Regions from separate parts of the Homo sapiens genome. Here regions 2 and 3 are each linked to region 1. Evidence: chromatin loops called from intact Hi-C (ENCODE). Cell type or tissue: CD4-positive, alpha-beta T cell. All regions are shown on one strand. Each heading gives the region's core, and the rest is flanking DNA. Links, peaks and the distances in the headings are about the cores only. Region 1 has its middle 87 kb from the start of MIR5195. Region 2 has its middle 140 kb from the start of MIR5195. Region 3 holds the start of LOC102724977 (a long non-coding RNA gene).

What was found. Hi-C counts contacts between places; a loop is a spot of excess contacts. Peaks named below come from ENCODE experiments on the same cell type or tissue, not always from the same donor. Only the 100,000 strongest peaks of a DNase experiment are listed, where the experiment ranks them.
Region 2: a loop joins it to region 1, with 4 times the contacts of the local background. A loop is called at or near these places in 6 of 110 quality-filtered maps.
Region 3: it touches region 1 in a loop (5-fold over the local background); 6 of 110 quality-filtered maps call a loop at or near these places.

Annotation. Positions count from the first base shown.
Region 1 is chr14:106,758,564-106,769,568 of GRCh38, reverse strand. It overlaps IGH and IGHV1-69D. Among named protein-coding and RNA genes, the nearest start is that of MIR5195, 87 kb to the left of the region's middle. In CD4-positive, alpha-beta T cell, for the core only: CTCF peaks have their summits at 2,801 and 4,502 (motif pointing right); DNase peaks (open chromatin) are centred at 2,488 and 4,541.
Region 2 is chr14:106,708,410-106,719,414 of GRCh38, reverse strand. It overlaps IGH and IGHV1-69. Among named protein-coding and RNA genes, the nearest start is that of MIR5195, 140 kb to the left of the region's middle. In CD4-positive, alpha-beta T cell, for the core only: CTCF peaks have their summits at 1,543 and 1,743 (motif pointing right); a DNase peak (open chromatin) is centred at 4,801.
Region 3 is chr14:106,651,890-106,662,894 of GRCh38, reverse strand. LOC102724977 (a long non-coding RNA gene) reads right to left here and starts at 5,000. Exons shown (of 2, transcript XR_001751026.1): 1 at 4,960-5,000. It also overlaps IGH, the pseudogene IGHV3-63, the pseudogene GOLGA4P3 and IGHV3-64. In CD4-positive, alpha-beta T cell, for the core only: a CTCF peak has its summit at 5,221 (motif pointing right); a DNase peak (open chromatin) is centred at 5,274.

The DNA of each region.
Region 1 (11,005 bases), core at 1,191-9,190:
AACTAACTCACAAACAGAATGTCACATGTCACACATTATTACTTGTAAGTGGGAGGTAAACAGCGTGTACACAAGGATTTGTAGAGAGAAATTACACACATTGGAGACTTACAAGGATGGGCGGGCAGAAGGTGGGAGCATGATGAGTCATTACATAACAGGCACAATATAAAATAATTAAGAATTGACCAATGATCTTAAAATTAAAATGTAGAATATGATCAATAAATGAACTTGATATTAGTTGACCTCATTAAATTTAAAAACTTTTTCTACTCAAATGACTGTAAGAAAATGAATGCCCGGTTACAGATGAGAAACTGTTTGCGAGTCAAATAACCACCAATGTAACTATAATAAGAAACTTCAGAACTCAACTGTGAATAAAAAAGAAACAACTGATGGATAAATTAGGCAAGGGTTTCTACAGACATTTCGTCAAAGAAGATGTGCAGATGACACTGAAGCATATAAACAGGATCTCAACAGGATTTTCCGTTAGAGAAATTCAAATCAAGCCCGCAAAGAGACACCACTGTACACTTTTTAAAATGGCTGAAATTAAGAAGAAATACAGATAACATCAATGCTGGTGAGCATACCAGGTTGCTAGAGGCTAAAACATTGCTAACAGGAATGCAAAATGAAACAGATACTCAGGAAAATAATTTTTAGTTTTCTCTAAAATCAAACATACCCTTAACACCTGAATATTTGCATCAGAGAAAAACAATCTTACATTCACGCATAACTTCTATTCAAATATTCAAGATATCGTGTGTATGTGTGTTAGAAAGTAAAAATAACATAAATGTCTCAAAATTTGAATAGGTGAAGAACTAGGAAGCATCTATAAATTGAATACCACCAGCAATAAAAAAATAACAAGTGACCGATACATAAACTATTACAGGTGAACTCCAGACATTGTGCTAAGTGAGAGAAGCCAGTCTCAAAGATCAAAGGGACACAGCTGTAAGCACCACGGTCATCCTCAGGTGTCAGTGGTTTGGGCTGGACTTTCTGTGTCTCTTTCCTGACCAGACCCAGATATTGAGCTCCACCACTTGCAGATGGAAAATCCTATTTTCAACCATGCAGTGAGGTTTGAACTGCTTCACAGACTGAACGAAACAAACACGGGCTCCTTTGAACAGCGTCCGGCATTTGTTCCAACCACAAGAGAACGTCCCTCAGCTCTCCCACCTCCTCGGTTCTCTCCTGCAAGCCAGCAGCCCTGCAGTTTAGCCTGCATCTCCCGTGCATCCACCCATCTCCCTCCAAGCACCTTCCCCCACACCCTCCACTGTTTCTGAGAGCACAGGCAGGCTTTGAACTTTTCCGCATTCTGTTGTTATTGAAGTTAGGATGTTTAGGACCAACTTAAGGATCATATTTTATGACTGAATTCCAGTGCCCCTTCTCTCCTGGGACAGAGTGCATAACCAAGTTTCTGCAGGTGGAGACGAAGTTGAGCTTTTTTCTTCCTCAGCCTAGGAGATGAGCGCTAATTGGAGGGTTGGGCAGAAGCTTCCCACCATCCCAGCACTTTGGTTCTGGTGGGGCGGAATCGGTGCCATAGGGCAGAGCTAGAAACCGCGGACTGAATGTTCCCAGTGGCACTGGACCCAGGGCAGAGCCTCCATCCACGAGTGGGGCTCTATGGAAGAAGTGAGTCTCTGGCTCTCAGTAGCTCTCGTCCAGCACTGAACCTCAGCATCATGTGCTGTGTGCAGGGTCAGAGGGCCAACGTACTGGCCCCTGGGAAAGCGTTTCCTCTGGTGGGAGTTGGTAGAAGGTGTCCTGTCTTCTTGGCTGCATCTGTCCGCAGTGGAGTTTACATCATGCTGAGCTGGGATGTGGAAGGAAGGAAGAGCATCTTAGATCAAATATGATGACTGGCCTTACTGAGTTTTCTAGATTTTCCTGAATAAATGTTTCTTCACTCACTGTGTGCTGTTAGAGTCTTTCCAAACCTGTAATTTCCCAAAATAATTTTCACTGGTCTCATGAGGGCATGGATTCATTGAGCCCCTCATGCTGTCAAAGAGAAATAGAACTGTTTTTTTTTTTCACTTCATAGCGAACATCCATGGGTTATCAAATAATGGGCTGGCTTTTCTTCCAACACTTTACAGACACCATCAATTTTCTTCTTGCTTATAAGGTTTTAACCAGAAGAATGCTGTCATGGTCTTTTCTGTTCTTTTGGAAGGAATGCCCCCTCTACTCACCTCCACTTGTCTGCCTGTATTTCTATTTGTCTTTGGTTTTCAACAATTTTAATAAGATTTACCTAAATGTGTGTGGGGGGAGCATGGGGTGTTATTCTGCTGTTCTGTGTTCTCTGAGATGCATGGATTCACCATTTACTCTGTCTCCATTTTTGTGAAAACAATTAGAAAAAAAGTCAGTATGAGCCCAGAAACAAGCCTCCCTGAAGTGGGCACAGGACCACCTGGGGGCGCTCAGGACCCACTGAACACAAGAGCCAGCCCCAGGGCAGGTGCAGATGCGGGTTAAGTTCTGGTTTCCTGTCAACCCTGTGGCTTCCTCTCCATAAAACAGTTTCCTTTGTGGCATATCTCTGGATTCCTTATCCTGTTCTTCCTGTGAAGTCTCTGAAGAAGAAACATTTGTCGTAACAAGAGAAAAACTTTCTCACATGCACCAAAGGCAGAGTCACCTACAGTCACTTACTCCTGTTTCTCAATGTCAATAAGTTACCAATGCTTCTGAAGTTAATCAGCTAAATCTATAAAAGGTGCGGTGTTTAACTCAGCATTACAGCCCAGCTCAACAGAACTCCAAAGGTCAGCCAGCAGCAGCCAGGAAAAAGTGCATGCTGGGCATTGGGGCAGAGGGAGTTACCATCCAGTGCAAGTAGCCTTATAATTAGGTGAACTTCGGAATTTAATCTTCAGTTGTGTTAAATAAAAAAAAAAAACACAATCTACAATTTAGGAAAGTGAGAGTTTATTTTTATCAAGGGTTACAGCCATCCCATATCCTGGAAAGCATAGCTCTTGGTAAAGACGAGAGAAAGGCACTCCCAGGAAGAAGGGGTTGGGCAGAAGCTTTATGCTGAAGGGTTTGGCTAAACAGACATAATCAACAGGTTACAGGAGGGGCTATAGATGTTCATGGAGGTGGTCCTGACACATGCATACTGAACAAACATGTCTGTAACATATGACCCCTGTTCACTTACCAGTGGAGCCTTAGCATTTAAATTCATTCCAGTGAGGCCCTATGTGCAAACAGCACAAGCAGAGACACAAAGGCACTCAGTGTGCAGCTTCTGTAAACGGCCAGAGCCAGGCCATGGTCAGTGGTCTTGGATCAGGAGAAAGTTCCTGATATCACTCTAGTGTTCAATCAAAGCTGGGGTTATGGTTTGCGGAACAGGGGGTCAGTTCATCAGGGGGTGGGCTGCAATTGTCTTCATAGTGCTTGTCTCAGTGCCGGTGCTTACTGAGCCACTAGAGAAAAAGGTTTAATTGAGCTTCTTTAAAATCAACATTTTGAATGATTTATCAGACATTTCAAATATGTCATGTTGTTTAGATTCTATTGCTGGAGAGTTAAGGTGATATTTGGGGTTTTGTGACTCTGTTTTTTCATACTTCCTGAATTGCTTATCTGTTTGCTTTTCATTAGCTAAACTATCGCTTCTTCTTATTTTTTAATTCATTCTGATTTTGATGAATATTTAATTCCCTTTAGAATGTGAATATAATGTACATTGTGTGGGTATTTTGATTTTGGTTCTTGGTTTACTTAGTGGCAAAGACTCTGTAAGAGTTCCTTGTCTATAGATAGCCATTATTTAGTGGCTTTCTGAAATGGTGGTTTTAGTACCAAAGTACTGGACTTGTGAGTAGGCTCACTGCCCGCTGCAGGTCCTAGATAGTGGAGGCCTCAGGAACTGTTTCTCATTTGGAATGCCTTTGTTTCAGCAGATTTTGTGTTGGGTTGTTAAGTTCACCCTCCACATTAGTAGATGTCTTACAGATTAGAGCTGACTCTGGTAGAAGCAGTTGAGTACATGCTTGATATCTGTGCACAGGGAGAAGCTCTCTGTTGCCTCAGGCGATGGACTGGTCTATGAAATGCACAGTGACCTGAGTTCCCTGCTCAGCCCCTGAGAGGTGGACCAAGCTGGACACACATGAGCCACCGAGCCTGGCAAGCAAAAGCGCCAGCCTTGATGGAAATGGCGAGCTGAGGGGCATCTACTCAGTGTGGTTTCTTTTGTTATTAAGAGCTTTAGTGTGGTGGCTTTTTCAAATTCCCGTTGTAGTGGTAATATACTGGGTATGTGAGCAGGCCCGTGGTCTTTTGCGGGGTTGGAATCACCGAAGTAATGAGAAGCTAATCTCATTTTCAACTGCTGTACACTGGTGGTATTGAGTTTGTATGAGGTCATGCAGTTTGAACGTCAGGCCAGTAGGTGGTGCTCGCAGGTAAGAGCCGGCTATGGTGGCAGCAGAAGGGTTTATGCTTTACCGGTGGTTAAAGTGGGAAACTTGTCGTGTTCCAGATCTTAGAGAAAAGACTTTTAGTTATTTCTCATTCAACCTGATACTACCTGAAAGTCTCTCGAATGTAACTTTTATTTTGTCGCGATGGGTTCTTTCTATACCCATTTTTTATGGTTTTTTTATGAAAGGATGTTGTTTCATCAAATGCGTTTTCAGCATCAATTGAAAAAAATTATATGTTGATTAAAGATCAAAATGTATAACCTAACACTATAAAACCTCTGGATAATAACCTAGGAAACAGAATTTAGGAGGTAAGAACTGACAAAGGTTTTATAATGAAAATGCTAGAAGTAGTTGCAACAAAATTGAAAATTGACAAATGGGACCTAAGTAAATTAAAGAGCTTCTGTACAGCAAAAGATACTATCAACAGAGAAAACAGGCAACCTACAGAATGGGAAATAAAATATTTGCAGCCTATACATCTGACAAAGGTCCGATACTTAGTATATACATGGAAATTTAACAAACATTCAAGAAATAAAAAGTGACCAAAGGACATGAAAAGACACTTCAAAAAAGACCTACATGTGGCCAACAAGCATAGGAAAAAGTGCTGAATATCACTATCATTAGAGAAATACATATCAAAACCTCAATGAGGTACCGTCTCACATCAGTCAGGATGGCTAATCTTAAAAAAAAAATAACAGATTTTTAAGGTTACAGAAAAAAGGGGAAATTTATACACTTCTGGCGGGAATATAAATGAGTTCAACCATTGTGGAAAGCAGTGTGGTGATCCCTCCAATAACCTAAAACAGAAGTTTCATTTGACCCAACAATCCTACAACTGGACATATACCTAAAGGAATATAAACATGTAGGTTCACTGCAGCACTATCCACAATAGCATAGACATGGAATTTACCTAAATCCCCATCACTGGCAGAATGATAGAGAAAAATGTGGTACATACAACCATGGAATACTATGCAGCTAAGGAAAGAATGAAACTATGTCCTTTGTAGGAACATGATGGAACTGGCAGTCAATACTCTTAGAAAACTAATTCAGGAACAGAAAACCAGATATTATATATTCTCCCTTATTTGTTGGAGATAAATAAAAGCAAATATTCTTCCAGGGCCTGAGTCTTCCTTATTCAACAAGTCATTCTAAATTAAGTGTTCAGCAAGTTGCTGATACTCATCTAAATATTCTATTTCATCTGGGCCACTTACATCACTCAAAAAGCAATGAGAGCTATATTTCTAAGGGGGGTTCTAGGATAATAAATACCTGAATAGTGAGAATATGAAGGATATGGAAACTGGGCCACTTATATCACTCAAAAAGGAATGAGAGCTATATTTATAAGGGGGGTTCTAGGATAATAAATACCTGAATAGTGAGAATATGAAGGATATGGAAACTGGGCCACTTATATCACTCAAAAAGCAAGGAGAGCTATATTTCTAAGTGGGGTTCTAGGATAATAAATATCTGAATAGTGAGAATATGAAGGATATGGATGGTTTTTTTTTAATTCAATGGGCACATAACTGTGGGAGACACTATATTCCTATGAAGAAGGTATTCAGACTTCAGAGATAAGTAAAGTTTCCTACGTTGTGTTTGTGACTTGGAAGCAGTGGATTGAAGAGTGTGATAGGTGCCCAGACCAAGCGGAACAGAAATCAACATGTAAAGATGATGATCTATGGATATGATCTAAAACCATGAAAATACTTCAAATAATTCTATTTAATGCAGTTTGAAATAAAACACAAACTTATTCAAAATACAAATTACTTGGTAATTATTTTGGGAGCTATGAGTTCATCAAGAAACTCAAATTCCTATTTCTACTTCAACCCCTGATTCCTACTGTCAATGGGAGGGAAGTCTCAGAACCAATCACACATCAGACGGCAAATCTGTCAACCAAGAGTCTTTCCCTTGAAGGCCTGGGAGGTCAGGACCCTCAGGAAAGTGCTGGGGACTCTGTCTTGGGAGTGTCCAGCAGATCTCAGAACTCTCCATGGGTCCTGCTGGACACTCATGTAGGGTAACGAGTGGCCACCTTTTCAGTGTTACCAGTGAGCTCTGAGTGTTCCTAATGGGACCAGGATGGGTCTAGGTGCCTGCTCAATGTCAGAGACAGCAATGGTCCCACAAAAAACCCAGGTAATCTTTAGGCCAATAAAATGTGGGTTCACAGTGAGGAGTGCATCCTGGGGTTGGGGTTTGTTCTGCAGCGGGAAGAGCGCTGTGCACAGAAAGCTTAGAAATGGGGCAAGAGATGCTTTTCCTCAGGCAGGATTTAGGGCTTGGTCTCTCAGCATCCCACACTTGTACAGCTGATGTGGCATCTGTGTTTTCTTTCTCATCGTAGATCAGGCTTTGAGCTGTGAAATACCCTGCCTCATGCATATGCAAATAACCTGAGGTCTTCTGAGATAAATATAGATATATTGGTGCCCTGAGAGCATCACATAACAACCACATTCCTCCTCTAAAGAAGCCCCTGGGAGCACAGCTCATCACCATGGACTGGACCTGGAGGTTCCTCTTTGTGGTGGCAGCAGCTACAGGTAAGGGGCTTCCTAGTCCTAAGGCTGAGGAAGGGATCCTGGTTTAGTTAAAGAGGATTTTATTCACCCCTGTGTCCTCTCCACAGGTGTCCAGTCCCAGGTGCAGCTGGTGCAGTCTGGGGCTGAGGTGAAGAAGCCTGGGTCCTCGGTGAAGGTCTCCTGCAAGGCTTCTGGAGGCACCTTCAGCAGCTATGCTATCAGCTGGGTGCGACAGGCCCCTGGACAAGGGCTTGAGTGGATGGGAGGGATCATCCCTATCTTTGGTACAGCAAACTACGCACAGAAGTTCCAGGGCAGAGTCACGATTACCGCGGACGAATCCACGAGCACAGCCTACATGGAGCTGAGCAGCCTGAGATCTGAGGACACGGCCGTGTATTACTGTGCGAGAGACACAGTGTGAAAACCCACATCCTGAGAGTGTCAGAAACCCTGAGGGAGAAGGCAGCTGTGCCGGGCTGAGGAGATGACAGGGTTTATTAGGTTTAAGGCTGTTTACAAAATGGGTTATATATTTGAGAAAAAAAGAACAGTAGAAACAAGTACATACTCCTCTAATTTTAAGATAATTATTCCATTCAAGAGTCGTAATATAAGCCAGATTCACAGAGTGGAAAAGGCCACACTCTATAAAGTTGATACAAACATTCCATGAAGGTGCTACTGTGAACAAGTTTTCAAATTGGATGAATACATGATTTGGAGCAAGGTTATTTGATCATGTGGTGAGACTAAGAATGATTCTTAAAAAGTGCCAAAAGTTTCCTTCAAATGTTTCTGTCACTCCTTATCATAAAGTTTATTTTACAGCAGTTTTAGGATTACAAAGAAATTGCACAGGAGGCGTGAGAATTCCCATGACTCCCTGCCCTACACAGGCACAGCCTCCTCCACTACGACCATCCTGCACCGCAGTCACAAATCAGTTACAATGGAGGAATCTCCAAGGACGCTTGGTTCTTTCTTTTTCTGGTGATCTCCTAATATAACAAGCCTAAGTATCTCAAGATTCCACGGTTTTTTCAGTGTTTTCTAGAACTGATATTAGTCAGAGGGAAAGTGGGTAAGGCTATTACTATTTGAACTCTTTCTTCCAAAATCCACAAAATATATATTAATTTAGAGCTTATCTTACTTCTGGTTTACAATGCTCCTTCCCAGACAGTAAGATTTTTTTAAGCTTTTAGAGGCCAGTTCATGTCTCTAAAAGACCAGAAAGTTCTGGGGAATCCCATAATGAACATCCTTTCATGAGAATTGGAGACCCTGGCAATGAGAGACTCCATGTATAATGCCCTAGAGTTGGATTAGATGCTCTGTAAGCTCTTGGGTGGTGAGTCTGAGTAAGGGGGTTTGTGCAGCAAACGCAAACACATGCATGGGACCCAGGTAGGAACAAAAGCTTCCCTCTACAAAGGGAGTGTGCACCTGAAGCAGCCCTCACAGAGGTGGGCACTGCTCACCCTTGATGAGTGCACATTAGCCAGAGGCATGATCATGATTGGTCTTGCAGACAAAGAGCACCACTGAGGTCATAGGTTATGAAAATGTTTGTCATCCTCCAGCTGAGCAAGTCCATCTGCTTGTTTGTGGGTGTCAACTCCATGGAGGGTGCACTTTGGGAGATGACAAGATGCACACAAACCTCCTCTCACTAATTATCCACTACCACACACTCAAAACAACCCTGTGCTCCAGAAAGGGATACGTGCCTGCCGAAACAAACAGAGCTTAAGGGTTTTATTACCTGGTAAATATACTGCCCAAAGCCACACGTTTCAGGAAGATTAGCTCAGAAATGTTCACCAATTGACTGAAGGGCAGTGGCGGGTGAGGTGATGGGACAGCCTCAGGGCTGCACATGAGGAGGGCTCCCTCCCCCATGCAGGCTTTTCTCCAGGAGCTTCACCAGGAACTCAAGGGGGATCAGGGAGAATTCTGAGAACACCCTACTGTGGAGCTGCCTAGAGAGGAAGAATAAATGATGAAAAATAAAACTCTGAGTAACGTATGGGCATTTGTTAATGAAAACTGTTTTTCTGAAAGCTTGTGAAGGTCTTGAAATGCCCCTGAGTAGCTGAGGGCAAATATTTAAACCCTCCTTCCACAGGGAGTTCAAGCAGGCTGGATGTGTCCTTCTATGGATGATCTTCCCCAACCCCTTCCTCTTCCCAGATCATCCCTGGCTCTCTGTGTAAACAGTTCTCATCAGTGTAATGTGATTGATGAAGTGAGGTCTTCAATTTCCTCATCTTCTTGGTGGTCATGTTATTTTTTTTCATCTGAGGGTTAAAAACTCACCTGCATGCAGCACGTGACAGCCTAAAATCTCTTGTGGACAAAACAGTAACAAAGGCACCCACGAGGGTTGAGCACCCGTGTTGCTGACAGCGACAACCAGGGGTCAACGTCCTCTCCAAAATCCTGTGTCAGAGCATCACTGGAATGATTTCATTAGCAACTTCCCAGGAGAATCAGCTTAAAAAATACTTGTCCCATTTTCCATGCAGATATAACCCATCCCTTTTCCTGAAGAAACAGAGCTCAATACTAAATACACTGAATGTTGTTTTTGCTGGTTTTGTAAGTTTGTGACTTTATCACTTTCTAATTTCTGAGTTAGGTGGACCACTCTACATATTTCTCTCATGGGTGTGACCAGCCTTCTGGATGTCAAATATAACTGACTTTGTTCGTGTAAATGTCAACACAAGCTCTTCATGGTTTCGGTGCTCACTGACTACTCTAAACTTACACATGTGTTTCTTTATTAGCTTTGTTTTCTGGTGTCTCTACTTGGCTTATTCATCATGTCCATTTTGTGTTATTTCTACAGGTAATGATTGTTATTTTTAAAATTTACTGTTGCTTACTTTAATTAAATAAGAAGGCAATAGCTTAGAATAGAAAACAAGGTAAAGTAAAAGTACATGCAGTAATATTTAATATAAGTAAGCAGGCAGCTGAAAGCAAGGGAAATCTACTCTGCTGTGTAAAAGGGTATGGAGACCTCATAGTATGATGATCTTCTGCAGTTTAATCCATACTGCTACATAAGTGACAGCATCCACTCTGTTTATATCAGAGCTTTCCCTAATATGTATAATGAAGACTGAGCCCAGGTACCTCCAACCAGACTGACCAGCACCTTTTACCAAGTGCCTGAACTGACAGCAATAGAGATCACGTTTGTCTAAAAAAAAACTCACACTGTAAGGATACCCACCAGTCATATGGAGACAATTTGAAAAAATTAAAGCCCAAGCCTGATAGGTAGTAATTTATACTTAGAAGAATTAACTTTTATCTCCACATTTTTTTAATCATAGAGAAACTACTAGAGTCACTGTCCAAGTTACTGAATATCTTATTCCCTAGAATGAGACATTGCACAATGTGTTCTGACACGAGGGAATGTAGCTGTAGTTAAGGGACAGGAGATGTGATCACGGGAACATGAGTCTGCGATCCAGCAGTTCTTGCTCCTTCACATTTGCCCAGAAACAAAGACCCCAGCAGAACAATGGAAGCATTGACTTAGGTCTCCACAGTCTGATGTGAGATAAACAGCAGGTAGTTTATGCCTCTGTTTTATAGCAGGAAATTTAATCTCTAAAGAAGGGCCATTTTGAGGATAATACTATTCTCCAGGATGCTTACATGCCCCCAAACAGAGAGCACTACAGTGCCCCCTGGCCAGGAGCTACAACACCTGGGTCTGGAAACCACTGGACAGAAATATGAGTTTCTCTTACCACATGTATGATGGAAATTTGAAAAATGTTTCCTTCCTTCCCCATAATCATAGGCTGTGATGGACTGGAGGTCCCAGTACATAAAAAAACTGTGTCTGCATTGGATACAGAATTAGTCTCATAAAATAATTGTGCTACGGTGGTGCCCACACTGTTGGACCAGCGG
Region 2 (11,005 bases), core at 1,053-9,052, 50 kb after region 1:
AATGATTTGGTGGTGGGGTCGGCGGGGGGGGGGGGGGCGTTTCTACTCAGGAGAAGGAGCTTGTGTGATTTAAACCTCACACTGACATCACATGAGGGAGCTTCCATGATTTCTTACTAGATTTCCCATGTGTGGGGGACAAGGATGAGGGAGAATAAACCTTAATTCATCAGCATCAAGGCACCAAAAATAGGACCTGACACTTTATTCTCCCTAGCAGCTTAAGAAAATGAGTGAAAAAGAGAGATAAGAGTCCACCCATGTGCTGAAAAGCATAGCTCTTGGTAAAGACGAGAAAAAGGCACTCCTACGAAGAAGGGGTTGGGCAGAAGCTTTATGCTGAAGGGTTTGGCTAAAGAGACATAATCAACAGGTTACAGGAGGGGCTACTGATGTTCATGGAGGTGGTCCTCACACATGCATACTGAACAAACATGTCTGTAACGTATGACCCCTGTTCACTTACCAGTGGAGACTTAGCATTTAAATTCATTCCAGTCAGGCCCTATGTGCAAACAGCAGAAGCAGAGACACAAAGGTACTCAGGGTGCAGCCTCTGTGAACGGCCAGAGCCAGGCCATGGTCAGCGGTCTCGGATTAGGAGAAAGTTCCTGATATCACTGTAGTGTTCAATCAAAGCTGGGGTTATGGTTTGTGGAACAGGGGTCAGTTCATCAGGGGGTGGGCTGCAATTGTCTTCATAGTGCTTGTCTCAGTGCCGGTGCTTACTGAGCCACTAGAGAAAAAGGTTTAATTGAGCTTCTTTAAAATCAACATTTTGAATTATTTATCAGACGTTTCAAATATGTCATGTTGTTTAGATTCTATTGCTGGAGAGTTAAGGTGATATTTGGGGTTTTGTAACTCTGTTTTTTCATACTTCCTGAATTGCTTATCTGTTTGCTTTTCATTAGCTAAACTATCGCTTCTTCTTATTTTTTAATTCATTCTGATTTTGATGAATATTTAATTCCCTTTAGAATGTGAATATAATGTACATTGTGTGGGTATTTTGATTTTGGTTCTTGGTTTACTTAGTGGCAAAGACTCTGTAAGAGTTCCTTGTCTATAGATAGCCATTATTTAGTGGCTTTCTGAAATGGTGGTTTTAGTACCAAAGTACTGGACTTGTGAGTAGGCTCACTGCCCCCTGCAGGTCCTAGATAGTGGAGGCCTCAGGAACTGTTTCTCATTTGGAATGCCTTTGTTTCAGCAGATTTTGTGTTGGGTTGTTAAGTTCACCCTCCACATTAGTAGATGTCCTTACAGATTAGAGCTGACTCTGGTAGAAGCAGTTGAGTGCATGCTTGATATCTGTGCACAGGGAGAAGCTCTCTGTTGCCTCAGGCGATGGACTGGTCTATGAAATGCACAGTGACCTGAGTTCCCTGCTCAGCCCCTGAGAGGTGGACCAAGCTGGACACACATGAGCCACCGAGCCTGGCAAGCAAAAGCGCCAGCCTTGATGGAAATGGCGAGCTGAGCGGCATCTACTCAGTGTGGTTTCTTTTGTTATTAAGAGCTTTAGTGTGGTGGCTGTTTCAAATTCCCGTTGTAGTAGTAATATACTGGGTATGTGAGCAGGCCCGTGGTCTTTTGCGGGGTTGGAATCACCGAAGTAATGAGAAGCTAATCTCATTTTCAACTGCTGTACACTGGTGGTATTGAGTTTGTATGAGGTCATGCAGTTTGAACGTCAGGCCAGTAGGTGGTGCTCGCAGGTAAGAGCCGGCTATGGTGGCAGCAGAAGGGTTTATGCTTTACTGGTGATTAAAGTGGGAAACTTGGCGTGTTCCAGATCTTAGAGAAAAGATTTTTAGTTATTTCTCATTCAACCTGATACTACCTGAAAGTCTCTCGAATGTAACTTTTATTTTGTCGAGATGGGTTCTTTCTATACCCATTTTTTATGTTTTTTTTGTGAAAGGATGTTGTTTCATCAAATGCGTTTTCAGCATCAATTGAAAAAAGTTATATGTGGATTAAAGATCAAAATGTAAAACCTAACACTATAAAACCTCTGGATAATAACATAGGAAACAGAATTTAGGAGGTAAGAACTGACAAAGGTTTTATAATGAAAATGCTAGAAGTAGTTGCAACAAAATTGAAAATTGACAAATGGGACCTAAGTAAATTAAAGAACTTCTGTACAGCAAAAGACACTATCGACAGAGTAAACAGGCAACCTACAGAATGGGAAATAAAATATTTGCAGCCTATACATCTGACAAAGGTCCGACACTTAGTATATACATGGAAATTTAACAAACATACAAGAAATAAAAAGTGACCAAAGGACATGAAAAGACACTTCAAAAAAGACCTACATGTGGCCAACAAGCATAGGAAAAAATGCTGAATATCACTATCATTAGAGAAATACATATCAAAACCTCAATGAGGTACCGTCTCACATCAGTCAGGATGGCTAATCTTAAAAAAAAAATAACAGATTTTTAAGGTTACAGAAAAAAGGGGAAATTTATACACTTTTGGCGGGAATATAAATGAGTTCAACCATTGTGGAAAGCAGTGTGGTGATCCCTCCAATAACCTAAAACAGAAGTTTCATTTGACCCAACAATCCTACAACTGGACATATACCTAAAGGAATATAAACATGTAGGTTCACTGCAGCACTATCCACAATAGCATAGACATGGAATTTACCTAAATCCCCATCACTGGCAGAATGATAGAGAAAAATGTGGTACATACAACCATGGAATACTATGCAGCTAAGGAAAGAATGAAACTATGTCCTTTGTAGGAACATGATGGAACTGGCAGTCAATACTCTTAGAAAACTAATTCAGGAACAGAAAACCAGATATTATATATTCTCCCTTATTTGTTGGAGATAAATAAAAGCAAATATTCTTCCAGGGCCTGAGTCTTCCTTATTCAACAAGTCATTCTAAATTAAGTGTTCAGCAAGTTGCTGATACTCATCTAAATATTCTATTTCATCTGGGCCACTTACATCACTCAAAAAGCAATGAGAGCTATATTTCTAAGGGGGGTTCTAGGATAATAAATACCTGAATAGTGAGAATATGAAGGATATGGAAACTGGGCCACTTATATCACTCAAAAAGGAATGAGAGCTATATTTATAAGGGGGGTTCTAGGATAATAAATACCTGAATAGTGAGAATATGAAGGATATGGAAACTGGGCCACTTATATCACTCAAAAAGCAATGAAAGCTATATTTACAAGGGGGGTTCTAGGATAATAAATATCTGAATAGTGAGAATATGAAGGATATGGATGGTTTTTTTTTAACTCAATGGGCACATAACTGTGGGAGATACTATATTCCTATGAAGAAGGTATTCAGACTTCAGAGATAAGTAATGTTTCCTACATTGTGCTTGTGACTTGGAAGCAGTGGATTGAAGAGTGTGATAAGTGCCCAGACCAAGCAGAACAGAAATCAGCATGTAAAGATGATGATCTATGGATATGATCTAAAACCATGTAAATACTTCAAATAATTCTATTTAATGCAGTTTGAAATAAAACACAAACTTATTCAAAATACAAATTACTTGGTAATTATTTTGGGAGCTATGAGTTCACCAAGAAACTCAAATTCCTATTTCTATTTCAACCCCTGATTCCTACTGTCAATGGGAGGGAAGTCTCAGAACCAATCACACATCAGACGGCAAATCTGTCAACCAAGAGTCTTTCCACTGAAGGACCTGGGAGGTCAGGACCCTCAGGAAAGTGCTGGGGACCCTGTCTTGGGAGTGCCCAGCAGATCTCAGAACTCTCCATGGGTCCTGCTGGACACTCATGTAGGGTAACGAGTGGCCACCTTTTCAGTGTTACCAGTGAGCTCTGAGTGTTCCTAATGGGACCAGGATGGGTCTAGGTGCCTGCTCAATGTCAGAGACAGCAATGGTCCCACAAAAAACCCAGGTAATCTTTAGGCCAATAAAATGTGGGTTCACAGTGAGGAGTGCATCCTGGGGTTGGGGTTTGTTCTGCAGCGGGAAGAGCGCTGTGCACAGAAAGCTTAGAAATGGGGCAAGAGATGCTTTTCCTCAGGCAGGATTTAGGGCTTGGTCTCTCAGCATCCCACACTTGTACAGCTGATGTGGCATCTGTGTTTTCTTTCTCATCCTAGATCAGGCTTTGAGCTGTGAAATACCCTGCCTCATGCATATGCAAATAACCTGAGGTCTTCTGAGATAAATATAGATATATTGGTGCCCTGAGAGCATCACATAACAACCACATTCCTCCTCTGAAGAAGCCCCTGGGAGCACAGCTCATCACCATGGACTGGACCTGGAGGTTCCTCTTTGTGGTGGCAGCAGCTACAGGTAAGGGGCTTCCTAGTCCTAAGGCTGAGGAAGGGATCCTGGTTTAGTTAAAGAGGATTTTATTCACCCCTGTGTCCTCTCCACAGGTGTCCAGTCCCAGGTGCAGCTGGTGCAGTCTGGGGCTGAGGTGAAGAAGCCTGGGTCCTCGGTGAAGGTCTCCTGCAAGGCTTCTGGAGGCACCTTCAGCAGCTATGCTATCAGCTGGGTGCGACAGGCCCCTGGACAAGGGCTTGAGTGGATGGGAGGGATCATCCCTATCTTTGGTACAGCAAACTACGCACAGAAGTTCCAGGGCAGAGTCACGATTACCGCGGACAAATCCACGAGCACAGCCTACATGGAGCTGAGCAGCCTGAGATCTGAGGACACGGCCGTGTATTACTGTGCGAGAGACACAGTGTGAAAACCCACATCCTGAGAGTGTCAGAAACCCTGAGGGAGAAGGCAGCTGTGCCGGGCTGAGGAGATGACAGGGGTTATTAGGTTTAAGGCTGTTTACAAAATGGGTTATATATTTGAGAAAAAAAGAACAGTAGAAACAAGTACATACTCTAATTTTAAGATAAATATTCCATTCAAGAGTCGTAATATAAGCCAAATTCACAGAGTGGAAAAGGCCACACTCTATAACGTTGATACAAACATTCCATGAAGGTGCTACTGTGAACAAGTTTTCAAATTGGATGAATACATGATTTGGAGCAAGGTTATTTGATCATGTGGTGAGACTAAGAATGATTCTTAAAAAGTGCCAAAAGTTTCCTTCAAATGTTTCTGTCACTCCTTATCATAAAGTTTATTTTACAGCAGTTTTAGGATTACAAAGAAATTGCACAGGAGGCGTGAGAATTCCCATGACTCCCTGCCCTACACAGGCACAGCCTCCTCCACTACGACCATCCTGCACCGCAGTCACAAATCAGTTACAATGGAGGAATCTCCAAGGACGCTTGGTTCTTTCTTTTTCTGGTGATCTCCTAATATAACAAGCCTAAGTATCTCAAGATTCCACGGTTTTTTCAGTGTTTTCTAGAACTGATATTAGTCAGAGGGAAAGTGGGTAAGGCTATTACTATTTGAACTCTTTCTTCCAAAATCCACAAAATATATATTAATTTAGAGCTTATCTTACTTCTGGTTTACAATGCTCCTTCCCAGAGAGTAAGATTTTTAAGCTTTTAGAGGCCAGTTCATGTCTCTAAAAGACCAGAAAGTTCTGGGGAATCCCATAATGAACATCCTTTCATTGGAATTGGAGACCCTGGCAATGAGAGATTCCATGTATAATGCCCTAGAGTTGGATTAGGTGCACTGTGAGCTCTTGGGTGGTGAGTCTGAGTAAGGTGGTTTGTGCAGCAAATGCAAACACATTCATGGGACCCAGGTAGGAACAAAAGCTTCCCTCTGCAAAGGGAGTGTGCACCTGAAGCAGCCCTCACAGAGGTGGGCACTGCTTGCCCTTGATGAGTGCACATTAGCCAGAGGCATGATCATGATTGGTCTTGCAGATAAAGAGCACCACTGAGGTCATAGGTTATGAAAATGTTTGTCATCCTCCAGCTGAGCAAGTCCATCTGCTTGTTTGTGGGTGTCAACTCCATAGAGGGTGCACTTTGGGAGATGACAAGATGCGCACAAACCTGCTCTCACTAATTATCCACTACCACACACTCAAGACCAACCTGTGCTCCGGAAAGGAATACGTGCCTGTGGAAATAGACAGAGCTTAAGTATTTTGTAACCTGGTGAACATACTGCCCAAAGCCACACGTTTCAGGAAGATTAGCTCAGAAATGTTCACCAATTGACTGAAGGGCAGTGGTGGGTGAGGTGATGGGACAGCCTCAGGGCTGCACATGAGGAGGGCTCCCTCCCCCATGCAGGCTTTTCCTCCAGGAGCTGCATCAGGACCTCAAGGAAGATCAGGGAGAATTCTGAGAACACCCTTCTGTGGAGCTGCCTAGAGAAGAAGAATAAATATGAAAAAATACAACTCTGAGTAATGCATGGATATTTGTTCATGAAAACTCTCTCTGAAAGCTTGTGAAGGTCTCGAAATACCCCTGATTAGCTGAAGACAAACATTTAAACCCTCCTTCCACAGGGAGTTCAAGCAGGCTGGATGTGTCCTTCTATGGATGATCTTCCCCAACCCCTTCCTCTTCCCAGCTCATCCCTGGCTCTCTGTGTAAACAGTTCTCATCAGTGGAATGTGGTTGATGAAGTGACGTCTTCAATTTCCTCATCTTCTTGGTGGTCATGTTATTTTTTTTCATCTGAGGGTTAAAAACTCACCTGCATGCAGCACATGACAGGCTAAAATCTCTTGTGGACAAAACGGTAACAAAGGCACCCACCAGGGTTGAGCATCCGTGTTGCTGACAACGACCACCAGGGGTCAACGTCCTCTTCACAATCCTGTGTCAGAGCATCACTGGAATGATTTCATTAGCAACTTCCCAGGAGAATCAGCTTAAAAAATACTTGTCCCATTTTCCATGCAGATATAACCCATCCCTTTTCCTGAAGAAACAGAGCTCAATACTAAATACACTGAATGTTGTTTTTGCTGGTTTTGTAAGTTTGTGACTTTATCACTTTCTAATTTCTGAGTTAGGTGGACCACTCTACATATTTCTCTCATGGGTGTGACCAGCCTTCTGGATGTCAAATATAACTGACTTTGTTCGTGTAAATGTCAACACAAGCTCTTCATGGTTTCGGTGCTCACTGACTACTCTAAACTTACACAATGTGTTTCTTTATTAGCTTTGTTTTCTGGTATCTCTACGTGGCTTATTCATCACGCCCATTTTATGTTACTTGTACAGGTAATTGATTGTTATTTTTAAAATTTACTATTGCTTACTTTAATTAAATAAGTAGGCAATAGCTTAGAATAGAAAATAAGGTAAAGTAAAAGTACATGCAGTAATATTTAATATAAGTAAGCAGGCAGCTGAAAGCAAGGGAAATCTACTCTGCTGTGTAAAAGGGTATGGAGACCTCACAGTATGATGATCTTCTGCAGTTTAATCCATACTGCTACATAAGTGACAACGTCCACTCTGTTTATATCAGAGCTTCCCCTAATATGTACAATGAAGACTGAGCCCAGGTACCTCCAACCAGAATGGCCAGCACCTTTTACCAAGTGCCTGAACTGACAGCAATAGAGATCACGTTTGTCTAAAAAAAAACTCACACTGTAAGGATACCCACCAGTCATATGGAGACAATTAGAAAAAATTAAAGCCCAAGCCTGATAGGTAGTAATTTGTACTTAGAAGAATTAACTTTTATCTCCACATGTTTTTTTTTTAATCATAGAGAAACTACTAGTGGTAGTTCCACTGTCCAAGTTACTGAATATCTTATTCCTAGAATGAGACACTGCACAATGTGTTCTGACACGACAGAACGTAGCTGTAGTTAAGGGACAGGAGATGTGATCACGGGAACACGAGTCTGCGATCCAGCAGTTCTTGCTCCTTCACATTTGCCCAGAAACAAAGACCCCAGCAGAACAATGGAAGCATTGACTTAGGTCTCCACAGTCTGATGTGAGATAAACAGCAGGTAGTTTATGCCTCTGTTTTATAGCAGGAAATTTAATCTCTAAAGAAGGGCCATTTTGGAGATAATACTATTCTCCAGGATGCTTAAATGCCCCCAAACAGAGAGCACTGCAGAGCCCCGTGGCCAGGAGCTACAACACCTGGGTCTGGAAACCACTGGACAGAAATATGAGATTCTCTTACCACATGTATGATGGAACCTTGAAGAATGTTTCCTTCCTTCTCCATAATCACAGCCTGCGATGAACTGGAGGTCCCAGTACATAAAAAAACATGTGTCTGCATTGGATACAGAATTAGTCCCATAAAATAATTGTGCTACTGTGGTGCTCACACTGTTGGACCAGCTGACCAAGAAAGTGTTGTAAGAGCTGCAGTGTCTACTGATTCCTACCATATTTGGGGCTACATTCACATCTATCAAGGGAAAGAGAGATAAGAAAATCTCTCTAGGCCGGGCGCGGTGGCTCACGCCTGTAATCCCAGCACTTTGCGGGGCCAAGGTGGGCGGATCACGAGGTCAGGAGATCCGGACCATCCTGGCCAACATGGTGAAACCTCCATCTCTCCTAAAAATACAAAAAATTAGCTGGGCGTGGTGGTGGGCGCCTGTAGTCCCAGCTACTCGGGAGGCTGAGGCAGGAGAATGGCATGAACCTGGGAGGCGTAGCTTGCAGTGAGCCGAGATTGTGCCACTTCAACTCCAGCCTGGGGGACAGAGCTAGACTCCATAAAAGAAAGAAAGAAGAAAGAAAGAAAGAGAGAGAGAGAGAAAGAAAAATAAAGAAAGAAAGAAAGAAAGAAGAAAGAAAGAAAGAGAAAGAAAGAAAGAAAGAAAGAAAGAAAGAAAGAAAGAAAGAAAGAAAGAAAGAAAGAAAGAAAGAAAGGAAGAAAGAAAGAGAAAGAAAGAAAGAAAAAGGAAATCTGGCCTAGTCTATTGATTTATTTTCATTTCTTCAAAATGAGGTAAAAAAATCGCATCAACTAAAATGCGGACGATGATGAAGTGATCAAAGACAACAGCCACTCAGTGTTTCAGGTGTGTTTTAACCCAAAGTCACACAACATGTGAGAAGCTGAACTCCGGAGCCAGGGGCATCTCTGAGGAGAATGTGGAAGGTGGGCGGGAGGAAACAGTGATTCATGTCTAGGGAAATTTCAGGGCTGCCTGCTCTAGGGGAAAGGAAAGCCTGAGCCTCTCCCACAGTGTGCTCTGTTAAAAATTTTGGCTGACTTATTGTATTCTTCGACACAAATATTTTTGTTTCGTCCTCTTTTAAATTTTTTTATCTCTATTAAAATTCTCACTTTGTTCTTGCATGCTGCCACTAGCTTATTAAACATGTTTCTAATATTTACTTCAAATTTTCTGCCAGGACATCCATATGTTTTTTTATTCATTGATGCCAGATTCTGGACCTCTATGTTGTCTGTCTGTTTGGACCATGTTCCCGTGTTTCTTCATTTTCCTTGACGGTCTTTCTTGCTATCCGTTCATCATAACAAACAGCTCTTTGCTCATCATAACAAAGAGCCACACTCTTCCAAGCCTAGGCTCATAGAGACAACCCTCACCAATCACTCCATCAGTGATTGCGGATCTCTCAAAACTTCATAATGACTTCATAATATTCCAACTTCTGTCTCTGTTCTTAGTGGCCCCCAGGTTTAGAGAACGTTGGGTTGTGCCAGGACTCCCAAATAGGAGAGGTAGAAACTATATACTCAAGTAGCCTCTTGAACAGTGTACCATTAGACACAGTTTTATTATTGAGGTATGATTCATCAAAATAATGTTAGTTCAAGCGCCTCTCAACCAGTCATCTAACATTGAAATGTTATAATTTCTTATTTGGATCTCTCTGGAGTTTATCTTTTGAATATTTAGGTAAAATTACAAACTAGTATAAAGCTATTTGGCAAAATTATCTGCTGCAGAAGTTTCATCTTCTGTGTATCTCTTTTTGCACTTAAATATGTTTTTATTAGTCATGTATCCAGAATATAGAAATATGTCTTAAAGTTCCTTCATTTTTTTAAGGTTATGGGGTTTTCAGAAGAGGTGAGAACCTTCTTTATTTATAAAATACCTGATTCCACATTGCTGGATAGTTTCTTCTTTAATTTGTCTCCTCCTCTCACATTATACTATATTAAGCAAGGAGAAATCAAAACACACCATCCACACTTTGCTTAGAAATCCCCAAAGCTAAATTTTAAGTATCACTTACTAATTCTAATTTTACCCATTGTAACTTAATTAACATGAAATCTATAACAAGGTTACACATACTTTCCCGTTCTAATACCATGTTCGTGACAGAAACAAAGCAGGTGTCTTCTCTGCAATGTGGTCATCTGAGGTCTGAGATGAGGGGTCACACAGGTATTTTATAATATTTAAGGGTTTGGACAACAGTAGTGATAACAATTCTGAACAGCACTGGCTCCTAATTGAAAGGTTATAGGTAAATTTAATGCTGCAATTTTATATTAACACCTTGTCCGAATGAAGCTCAGAGGAAGATGCCACATCCCAGGTCACACAGTGAGGAGGAATGGAGCTGTGCTCTGCTCTCCACACCACCTACAAATCCCAGGCCCCAGCCCAGGTTCCACTGGCGCACGGCACCTAGAGCACAGTTCCCAGGGGATGATCTCAGGGCACCTGCTTCCTCGGGCAGGGCGCTGCCTTCTCTCAGTTGTGCACTTGCTCCTCCTGCAGGTTCTGTAGTGAGCACTTGCATTGCCGTGATTTATACATGTTCTCTCCCCTAATATGGAAAAAATATTTATTAAATTTTCAACTCATTTTCTCTGATGCACACTGCATTAGCAGAAAGGAATAAATCACATTCCTTATCCTCCCATAAAGCCAAAGATTCCCGAAGACAGAGCTGATGTGATGTACTCATAGGTGGATCTCTGCCCCTCAAGGGAGGCCTTGGTCTTCAAGTTTCAGTAATTCTAGGAAGCGAAGGACACCTACATCTCCTGCTCCCTGCTCTGTAGCTCACCTGAGAACAGCTTTCTCATTGGAATGTCTTGTGTTTAAGGAATAAGAGTCCATGTTTCAGGTTCGGGAGC
Region 3 (11,005 bases), core at 1,792-9,791, 110 kb after region 1:
ATGTACAGCCTTCAGAGTTCCAAAGCCTATATCAGTTTTCCAGGATTGTTTCCCCTTTTTGTTGGTTATTTCCTCCTTTATTTTCTATGTTTAGTTCCCTTTTTCTCCCACTATTTTTTCATCATTGGGATGTGAGACTTCACAACATTTGAAAGGTAGGTAACAATGAGCTATCTTAACAACATGGGACCTGTTTATCTAAGAGTAATCCATTCTATCAATGAAAGATAAAACAAAACAGGAGACCAGAAACTCATTTGGTTGTAAAATGCTTCCTCTGAATGATTTTGAAAAGGAACAGGTGGGGAAAATATAAAAGGAAAATAAAAACTTGTGCTGTCAATTCATTATGTCATGAGGGGGGAAAATCCTAAAGGATGATCCATGCAAGAAACTGATTTTCCTTTCATTCCTAAGAGAATAGCTACAAATAAAAAGTTAAATATCTTCACAGATAGCTACTCTTTGTTCATTTTACTTTATATAAAGTGCTAACTTAGTTCAGGAGAACTACATAATTTTTCTGTTTCCCTATGTGCTTCTCTCTCATTACAACATGTAAATTTTCATACTGTCCCTCTTTCCCCTCTATCCAGCTTTCCCCCCTTTTTTGTATTGAAAGCCCTGAAAATCATCTTTGGGGAACGGCACTGACCACAAATTTTTCTGTGATTACTTGTATTTTCATTCCAGGCATGCCCTAACTTTGGCAAAATTAATTTTAATTTGATTGAGATCTGTCTCGGAAACCTTTGGTTTACACTAGGAAAGATCCCAAATTACGAGTCAATTACTATAAAGCTCAGCCTTCCCACTGTGTATGTGTGTGTGCATGTGTGTGTGTGTGTGTGTACACGTGTGTTTTAATTTTTGTGGGCTTTGAGCCATGTAGTTCTCTCTGTGGACATACTATTTGGCGTGATCTTTGAATAGAGAATTCTGAAAGAAATAAGAGGCTCCTATGAGTTCTCTGAAAGTTTCTGGACTCACCATGGATCTTGACTGTGTCATTGCATCTGACAGTCCCAGGGAACAGACTCTCTGGTGGTTTCAAAGAATCTGTGCTTGGGCTCCCCCTGCAGTTTACTGGGTACAGTAATGTTAAATCACTGTTTCGAGAGACAATTTCGAAAGCATTAGATGCTGCTGAGAGAGGATTGTGAACCAGGGGACAGCCCCTTCATTCTGGGGGAGCGACATTGGGAGAATATGCTCTGTGAGCCCAAACAGCATCCTCCCCTGCCGGGTGAGGGCAGAGCTGCAGGACAGGCCCAGAAACCACTCAACACAGATGTCAGCCCTGGAGCAGCTGCAGAGGAGTCTGAGGAGAAAATTTTACCAGCATCTGAATTACACTTATTTCAAAACAAAAATGCAATTAAAAAGTTAAAATAAGTAATTAATGTCCAGGCACAGTGGCTTACACCTATAATCCCAGAAATTTGGGAGGCTGAGGTGGGAAGATTTCCAGGAGTTTGAGATCAGTCTGTGAAACATAGTGAGGCTTCATCTTTACTTTTGAAAATAAAATAAAATAAAACATAAATAATTTAGCAAAAACTACCGATGTGTCTTCCATATCCCATCGTACTTAGAGCATTGATGTAACCCAATGAGTCAATGAGAACCAAATTTGAAAGGAGAAAATTTTAGAGTTTTCAGATATCTTAAGAGTTGGAAGATGTAGAACAAAACTAATTTTATCAATTCAATGTGTGCAAACATGGAGAGACACACTCATGCCAGTAGTTCAACTTGCAAAGGGCAAAAACCAAAAAAGTTTGAAGTTGCTAGTGATCCATTTGTAGGTGAGATCATTTTGAGGATCATGTCCTGTGAGAGGCTGTTTCTCTATTAGAGGAGTTCTGTGCTCATGAAGTGCTGGACATGCTAGGGGACAAATATCAGTAAACAAACATCAGAACTTGAATGTCAGCTTCCCCCTGCTGCATTCTCCGTGTGTCATCTCTCTGTTATTTCTCATGCTAGATCAGGTCTTTAGCTATGAAATATTCCACCTAATTTACATGTCAATAGCTTGAAGTCTACTGAGTTTAATTCATATTTTTTCTATATGTTACAGTTACAGTTTGTCCACAAGGACAAGGTTTGTCCACAAGTTTGTCCACAAGGTTACAGTTTGTCCACAAGGACTCAATCATAGAAGTGCAGAGTCCTTTTCGGGCCACATTTAATTCACTTTATCAGTGCCCTTCAGTATGTGGTTCCTGAGAATTTCACATGACAACACATTTACCACACTGGAATTTAAGCAATCCAACACATGTTTGTAGCTTTATCTTGTAATAGGCTGTATTTCATATGGCAGCCTCTGCTTCAGTTTAGCTAACACTATGGCTTTGTTTCTCTCTACAAGAACTTGTTTCTCCCAAGATTTCCATGTTTGTGAAAGGAAAAGAAATCTCTGGGACCCCCAAATCACTAAGCCAAAGGGAAAAGTCAAGCTGAAAACTGCTTGGGGCAAACCCACCTCCATTCTTTCCCTAAAATGATAGCTACTAACTGTCAGGCCTCTGAGCCCAAGATAAGCCATCATATCCCCTGTGACCTGCACATACACATCCAGATGGCCGGTTCCTGCCTTAATGGATGACATTCCACCACAAAAGAAGTGAAAATGGCCTATTCCTGCCTTAACTGATGATACTATCTTGTGAAATTCCTTCTCCTGGCTCATCCTGGCTCAAAAGCTCCCCTACTGAGCACCTTGTGACCCCCTCTCCTGCCCGCCAGAGAACAACCCCCCTTTTTCCTTTACCTACCCAAATCCTATAAAACGGCCCCACCCCTATCTCCCTTCGCTGACTCTCTTTTCAGACTCAGCCCGCCTGCCCCCAGGTGAAATAAACAGCTTTATTGCTCACACAAAGCCTGTTTGGTGGTCTCTTCACATGGACACGAGTGAAACTAAGGTTTTAAAAAACTACATACCTCCTTCAAAATTTGACCACAAGGAAAAACCTTGTGGACCAACAACAGACAGAGTCATTTCTCTGCTCACATAAGTCAAATGCCTATCTGATTGCCACCATTTCTCTATTGTTTTGCTAAGCCAGACTAAGGCCTACGTGACTATTCCTGTAAATTGTGCATTCAGTTAAAGGCTAATCAGAAACTCAAGAGAATGCAAGCATTTGTCTCAAACCTACCTGTGATCTGGACGCTCTCTCCCCACTTCAGAAAGTCCTGCCTTTCTGAACCAAACCAATGTACATCTTACATATATTGATTACTGTCCCATGTCTCCCTAAATTGCATAAAATCAAGCTGTGTCCCACCACCTTGGGCATATATCGTCAGGACTCCCTGAGGCGGTGTCACTGCCATGTCCTTAATCTTGGAATACGAACTTCCTAAATCTATTGAGATTAGTCTCAGGTACTCTTTGGATTACAGGTTTGTTTTTTATTTCATAACTTCAATTATCTGAAATACTAAACAAAATTTGCCAAATTGTACATTCTCTTGTTACTGTTGTTGCAAAAAATATATTTATGTAACTTATATATAATTTATCATCTATGTGTGTTACCAAGCTGAGTAGCAGATTTATTAGTAAGACTTAGAGAGAGTAATGAAAAATTCAAATGCCAGTTAGTAACTTAATAGAAAAACAAATTATGCTACATTTGTTTGCTGAAATGCTACCCATTATTTGTAAGAAATAAACACATGCAACATAAAAGATTTAATTCTCAGTATTTCTATTGAGAAAAATAATCCAAATACATAAGAGCATATACTATATTTTTTCATTCTTATAAATTCTAGAATATAAAAGCTAGTCAAAAGACATGTGAAAACATCAGTAGATTTATAAAGAAATGGTAGAAGAAGGGAAGGAGAAAAACCAAAAAAATATAAAAGAGCAAGAGGAATGCTGAGGGGAGTTGACTTGTCACCTTCTTAAAAATAGAGATTTTATTTTTCAAAGTTTACTATTGTACAGAATAAATATGTGAATTTTCTTATCTGTCAATTAAACCTCATAAAATTTATTACAAAAAAACTGAAATTTTAGACAAAAAGAGGGTGATAGGAAGGAACAAATAAATATGTTAAATGTCAAATATACCTAAAAATTTATTTGTCTGACCCCTAGTTTTCTCCGTATTTTTAGGTAAATGCAGCAAAATCACACAGGTTGTCGTGGCAGGAAGTGGATTCTGCAAACCACACTAGGCCCGTTTATCTCTGTCCTAGAGTTGGTTAAAAGAGCAACTGAGGCCAGCTGTGAGGAGCATAGGCCCGGGTACTAGGACTCACTCATGCCAGATATAAGCCCTTAGACACATACATAGCCCCTCCATGTGTGGGTTCACTTTTACATCTGTACATGAAGAAACCACTGATTCCTAAATAACATAATTTATACACATAGGTAAAAATAATTAAAAATGTGATAGTTATTAAGTGTTTATCACACAACAATTTCACAATAAAACAGCATTTTCCCAAATGTAATCATTGTCATCGAAATCCCCAAGGACACTCTCATCTGCCCTGGGCCCTGCCCTCTCCTCAGGCATCTCACCCCAGAGCTTGCTATATAGTAGGAGACATGCAAATAGGTCCCTCCCTCTCCTGATGAAAACCAGCCCAGCCCTGACTCCGCAGCTCTGGGAGAGGAGCCCCCGCCCTGGGATTCCCAGGTGTTTTCATTTGGTGATCAGCACTGAACACAGAAGAGTCATGATGGAGTTTGGGCTGAGCTGGGTTTTCCTTGTTGCTATTTTTAAAGGTGATTCATGAGGAAATAGAGATATTGAGTGTGAGTGGACATGAGTGAGAGAAACAGTGGATTTGTGTGGCAGTTTCTGACCTTGGTGTCTCTGTGTTTGCAGGTGTCCAGTGTGAGGTGCAGCTGGTGGAGTCTGGGGAAGGCTTGGTCCAGCCTGGGGGGTCCCTGAGACTCTCCTGTGCAGCCTCTGGATTCACCTTCAGTAGCTATGCTATGCACTGGGTCCGCCAGGCTCCAGGGAAGGGACTGGAATATGTTTCAGCTATTAGTAGTAATGGGGGTAGCACATATTATGCAGACTCTGTGAAGGGCAGATTCACCATCTCCAGAGACAATTCCAAGAACACGCTGTATCTTCAAATGGGCAGCCTGAGAGCTGAGGACATGGCTGTGTATTACTGTGCGAGAGACACAGTGAGGAGAAGTTAATGTGGGACCATGCAGAAACCTCCCTGCGGGAACGCTGGGGAAAGTCATCTGCAGGGGGCGCTCAGGAGCCACTGATCAGAGTCAGCCCCAGCGGCAGGTGCAGATGAAGGCTGATTTCCTGTCACGATGTGGGACTTCATCTTCTTAAAGTTTCTCTACTGAACCTAAGTTCGGAATTCTGTGATTACTAGGGTCATTTCTACATATTTTTAAAATGATTGTTTTAATATGAAAACCTATTCTCCTATGCAGAAAATGCAGATTGATCCTCACAGAGGAGATGAAAAGTTCTCAACCATGGTCACCACTGTCAGAGTCCTGAGGAAGCTCAGGGCTTCCTGGTGAGTCTTCTCCAGTCAGACTGAGGACAGGAACTCCAGAAAGAATCCTGACTAGAACTGAGGTATTGCTCCTCACAAGAGAACTCAAGCTGCGGGGGGTCTGTTCCTGCAGACCCCTGACCCGGTGGCGGATGAATAAAACGTACACTGACACACAGATATTCTGTTTTGCCAGTTCAGCTGAGGGTCCGAGGCAACTTACAGACTCCAAGAAGAATCCTGTAAAGAACGGCAGCAGTGGCCCTGAGCAGCTCGCACTCCAGGCGTGTATTGAGTATAGAATTAACAACAGAAGCTCTGACAACACACTTGTGGATAATTAACATGGTTAAGAGAGTAGTTCTACGAATGATTAAAGCTCAGGGACTGCGGTCTAAAGTAAATACCATTAGGGGGCAATACCCTGGTTAGTTAATGGAGGTAGGGTAACCAGACTTAACTGGGGAGGCCTCTATTGTCCCTAGTATTTACCCTATGCCTAACGCTCTAAGGTAAGAACTGGCCGCCTTCAGCCTGTTCAATTATTACAAGCTATGTAACCTTTCGGCCTTCTAAAAAGGTATATGACTATTCCCTATAACTTTCCTTAATATTCCCCTTTAATATTTCCGCCACCATCCTGAGTGAATCCCAGCAAGAACAGTCTTTGGGGATTCTGATTACAGAAAAAAGAGAGGCTGGGCCAGGGTCAGTGTCATGTAGAACCTCACAGGTTTCTCGTAGGACCCTTCTCCTGACACTGAAGAATGCAAATCAGAATCAATACTGATCTGGAGCTTCTTTTCCTAATTCATTTACTGTCTTTTTTAGATGTTGTTCTCATTTTTCCATTTGCTTTTCCTGCTTTCCGAAAAAGGAAGATGTTTTTGCTGTGGTCAAAATTCCAGACCTCAAGCCCTTTTCTTGGCGCTCAGGTGGGTCTCAGGCTGTGGCTGCTGCAGTCACGCAGGAGAGTCTGGTGGGACTTTCTTCACTCTTCGTCACTCAGGACCCTCCACTGTGTTGCATGGAGACTCATCTGGAAATGCAAGTTGCCAGTGGGAACTGAAGGGACAAGCTTGTCTGGTTAATGTGGGATGTGGATGTGTTTCTAATCCTGTTCTGAAAAACCGTCACACAGTAACGTTCTTCACTAGTGGAGAAGGAAGTGGGTGTGAACGTTGTCAGAATAAAAATGGAGCCACGTGTGTTATAATCTTTACAGGCGAAGCTGGAAGAGGTCATGAATAGAGGGTTCTCATGCACACATCCCTGATAACAAGAATTACCCTAAAAATACTCTGCACAACCACAATCTTGAACAAAGGCTACCACAACAATAAGAGAATTAATACTGAGGGGATATCTGCCCTGCAACTCCCTGTTCAGCCTTAAACTGATTCTACCCTTGTTATTGATTCTTCTACCCCAGGATAATTGTCTCAAAATAGCTCAGGTAATCTTCTCATTTATCCTTCAGACACTTGTCTTTCTTTACCAACCTAAATGTGACCATGGATAATCCCATTGCAATGCTCATTTTCAAATAAATACGATTTGATTTTGGAGAATCTCTTTCTCTCTGATGTTTAGGTTTGACAAGCTGCAGAGGGACACACCACTTTCCTGTGAGATGTAGGGGATGACAGTTTTGGGGGATGGCTGGAAACGTGCAGTATCCTTAGGGTCAGCCATCAGTAAATGCAGGCTGGAAATCTTAGAAAGATCTCAAGCTGCTTAATCACCACGGAGTTTTACCTTCTCCAGATCTGTTCTGATGGAATCAGGGCCAAGTTTGTTATTGATGATAATCTACCTAATATTGAGTCAACTGATCACAGTTTTAATAACATCTATTTAAAAATTCACACCTGGATTAGTGTTTGATCAAATAACTACAAAGTATTGCCCAACCAAGCATACCATCAGGCAGACTGTTACCCACAGAGAAAAACATTGAACATGAGTTTGAGGTTCTCACATTGTTAAAGGTGTAAAACCGATTATGTTTAAATTATGCTATTTTTATTATTGTTATTGAGTTGTAGATGTTTCATTTACATTTTGGATATTAACGCTTTTTCAGATTCATGGCATATTATCCAATTCTGTGAGTTGGAATTATTTTGTTACTTTGCGGAATCTTTTTTTAAATCTAGTCCCACTTGTCCAATTCTGTGTTTTTTTATTTGTTTGAATGTAAAATCCAGAAAAAGATTGCTAATTTTTTGAGGGTTGGGAGTTTTACAATTGCACGTGTTTCATTTAAGTATTTAATGCATTTAGAATTAATTTTTTTGTTTATTCTAACCTAAAATTCTTAATTCTTTGCATGTAAATATCCAATTTTCATAACACGCTCTTTGGAAGACACTATAATTTAGCAATTATATATTGATGGTTCTCACGCTGAAAGTCAGCTGGCCATCAATATGTGGGTTTATATCTAAGCTCTCTGTATGAATTTATGCGAATGCCATTCTGATTTATTACTGTATGTTTCTAATAAATGTTGAGGCCTGGAAGTGTAATACCTCAAGCTTTATTCTTGCCTTGTTACAGATATTAGACCAAAATATTCTAAAATTTTACTATTGAGTATAATAATAGCTGTGGCTTTTCTTAATTGGTTTCATTATGTACAAGTTGTTTTCTTGTCTTCCTACTTTGTTCAGAGTTTTTATAATGAAATCCTGAATTTTTTTCAAGTGTTTTCTGTGTCTGATGAAATGTTACTGAGATATTTTTTCTTTAGTTTTTTAATTAATCAACTGAATTGATTGATTTGAGAATGTCAAATCATCTGTGCATCTCAGAATAAATTTGAGTTGATCATGGTGTATGGTCTTCTATAAAATCTTTAGAATTTATTTTACTATTGTTGGGGGGTTAATTTATGTCTACTAATGATATTGGTCTATGATTTTCTTTTATTGTGGTGCCTTTGTCTATTACTGGTAGTACTCTAACGGTAGCCTCATAGAAAGAGTTTGGAAGGTGTGTTGCAGACTACCTTTAAAATAGATTTTATCAGTGGAGAAACGGTGATAGTTTTTTTCTTCAGTTTTCTGTTGGGAAGAGTTTTGTTTGTTTGTTTGTTTTTTGTTTTTTTGTTTTGTTTTGTTTGTTTTTTGAGACAGAATCTCGCTCTGTTGCCCAGGCTGGAGTGCAGTGGCAGAATCTCGGCTCACTGCAAGCTCCGCCTCCTGGGTTCATGCCATTCTCCTGCCTCAGCCCCCAAGTAGCTGGGACTACAGGCGCCTGCCACCACGCCTGGCTAACTTTTTGTATTTTTAGTAGAGATGGGGTTTCACCGTGTTAGCCAGAATGGTCTCGATCTCCTGACCTCGTGATCCGCCCGCCTCGGCCTCCCAAGGGAAGAGTTTTATGTTGTTTAAAAGATATTCTGAATAACTTAACCTGCTTAATGGGCTTACATAATATTCCTTTCTTCCATTCTTTTTAAAGAACTGCTTACCTTTCCTAATTATTTTTAGGGTGATTTTTTTCATAAAGATTGTGCAATACATTTTGAGGTGAGACTTAGTGGATTTTTTCTAATGAATTAGAAATAATAAATCACTTAATTGACTATTGTATTAAGGTTGATTTGTTGAATATTTGCTAAAGGCCAGTTCTTTAAGCTGTGCCATGTACTAAATCCCTAACCGACTATTTTATTCAGGTTGGTTTGTTGAATATTTGTTAGAGACCAGTTCTTTACACTATGGCATGTAATAAATTCCAAATGGCAGTACGTCATTGTTTACTTAGCTTTTGTGCTTATATTTTTCAGAGGAAAAAAAATACTGTAAATTGTAAATACCCAATACCTAACAGTATTGTATGCAAATCTGTGACTGTTGGCAGTGTCATCTCTGAGAAACAGATAAAGTTTATTTACTATATATAAAAAAAGAGTTTGGAAGGTGGACTCCTCACCAATTTTTGAAAGAGTTAGAGAAGCATTAGCATTAATTCTTTAAATGTTAAGACTAATTTTATGATGTAACATATAACCTATCATGGAGAATGTTCAATGGGTGCTTGAGAAGGATGTGTATTACATGGCTCTTGGTTGGAAGGTTCTGTAAATGTCTTTCAGGTAAATTTGTTCAATACTGTTGTTCAAGTTCAGAGGCTTATTAAGAATTTTCTTTCTGGATTTGCTATACATTATTCTAAGTGAGGTATTAAGGTTTTCCCTTATTTTTATATAGTTTTCTATTTCTCTCTATATATATATCTTAAAGTTTGCTTAATGCATTTATATTTGTATTTGTACTGTGTAAAAAGTAAAATAAAATAATAATTGCTTAGTGAGTTTCATGGCACAATCACGTTATGAATAATCATATTTTCCCAAATGCTGTCATTGCCACTAACTCCTCCAGATACATGGTATATTATCCAATTCTGTGAGTTGGAATTATTTCGTTGCTTTGCAGAATCTTTTTTTGTTAATCTAGTTCCACTTGTTCAATTATGCTCCTCCGGGAGTCTCACATCTGCTCTGGGCACTGCCTTCTTCTCAGGCATCCCACACTGGAGCTTGCTATAGAGGAGGAGGCATGAAAACAGGGCCCTCCCTCTACTGGTGAAAACAAGCCCAGACCTGGCCCTGCAGCTCTGGGAGAAGAGCCACAGCACTGGGATTCCCAGGGGTTTCCATGTGGTAATCAGGGCTGAACACAGAGCTCACTATGGGGTTTGAGCTAACCAGAATTTTTCTTGTTGCTATTTTAAAAGGTGACTCATAGAGAAATAGAGTGAGTGAGAGTGAGTGGATATAAGTGAGAAAAACAGTAGATGTGTTTGGCAGTTTCTGACCAGGACGTTTGTGTATTTTCAGGTGTTCAGTGTGAGGTGGAGCTGATAGAGTCCATAGAGGGCCTGAGACAACTTGGGAAGTTCCTGAGACTCTCCTGTGTAGCCTCTGGATTCACCTTCAGTAGCTACTGAATGAGCTGGGTCAATGAGACTCTAGGGAAGGGGCTGGAGGGAGTAATAGATGTAAAATATGATGGAAGTCAGATATACCATGCAGACTCTGTGAAGGGCAGATTCACCATCTCCAAAGACAATGCTAAGAACTCACCGTATCTGCAAACGAACAGTCTGAGAGCTGAGGACATGACCATGCATGGCTGTACATAAGGTTCCAAGTGAGGAAACATCGGTGTGAGTCCAGACACAAAATTTCCTGCAGAAAGAAGAAAGGATTCTGGGCCGAAGGGGACACTCAGCACTCACAAAACAGGTGGAGCCCCAGGGCAGGTACAGAAAAGCAGTCAAGGGCTGCTGTCCTTCAGGATCTGTGCTTTCCTCTGCATGTAGCAGTTCCCCTCGAATCCTCTGCACTTTTATGTTTCTGTGCCCACCATGAGGTCCCTGGATTACAAAACTTTAATTTAAAAGAGGAAACATTCTTATATGTCCCAAAAACAAAAGTAAGTATTAGAGGCACAAAAGTGCACAGGCGGCCAGGTGAGGC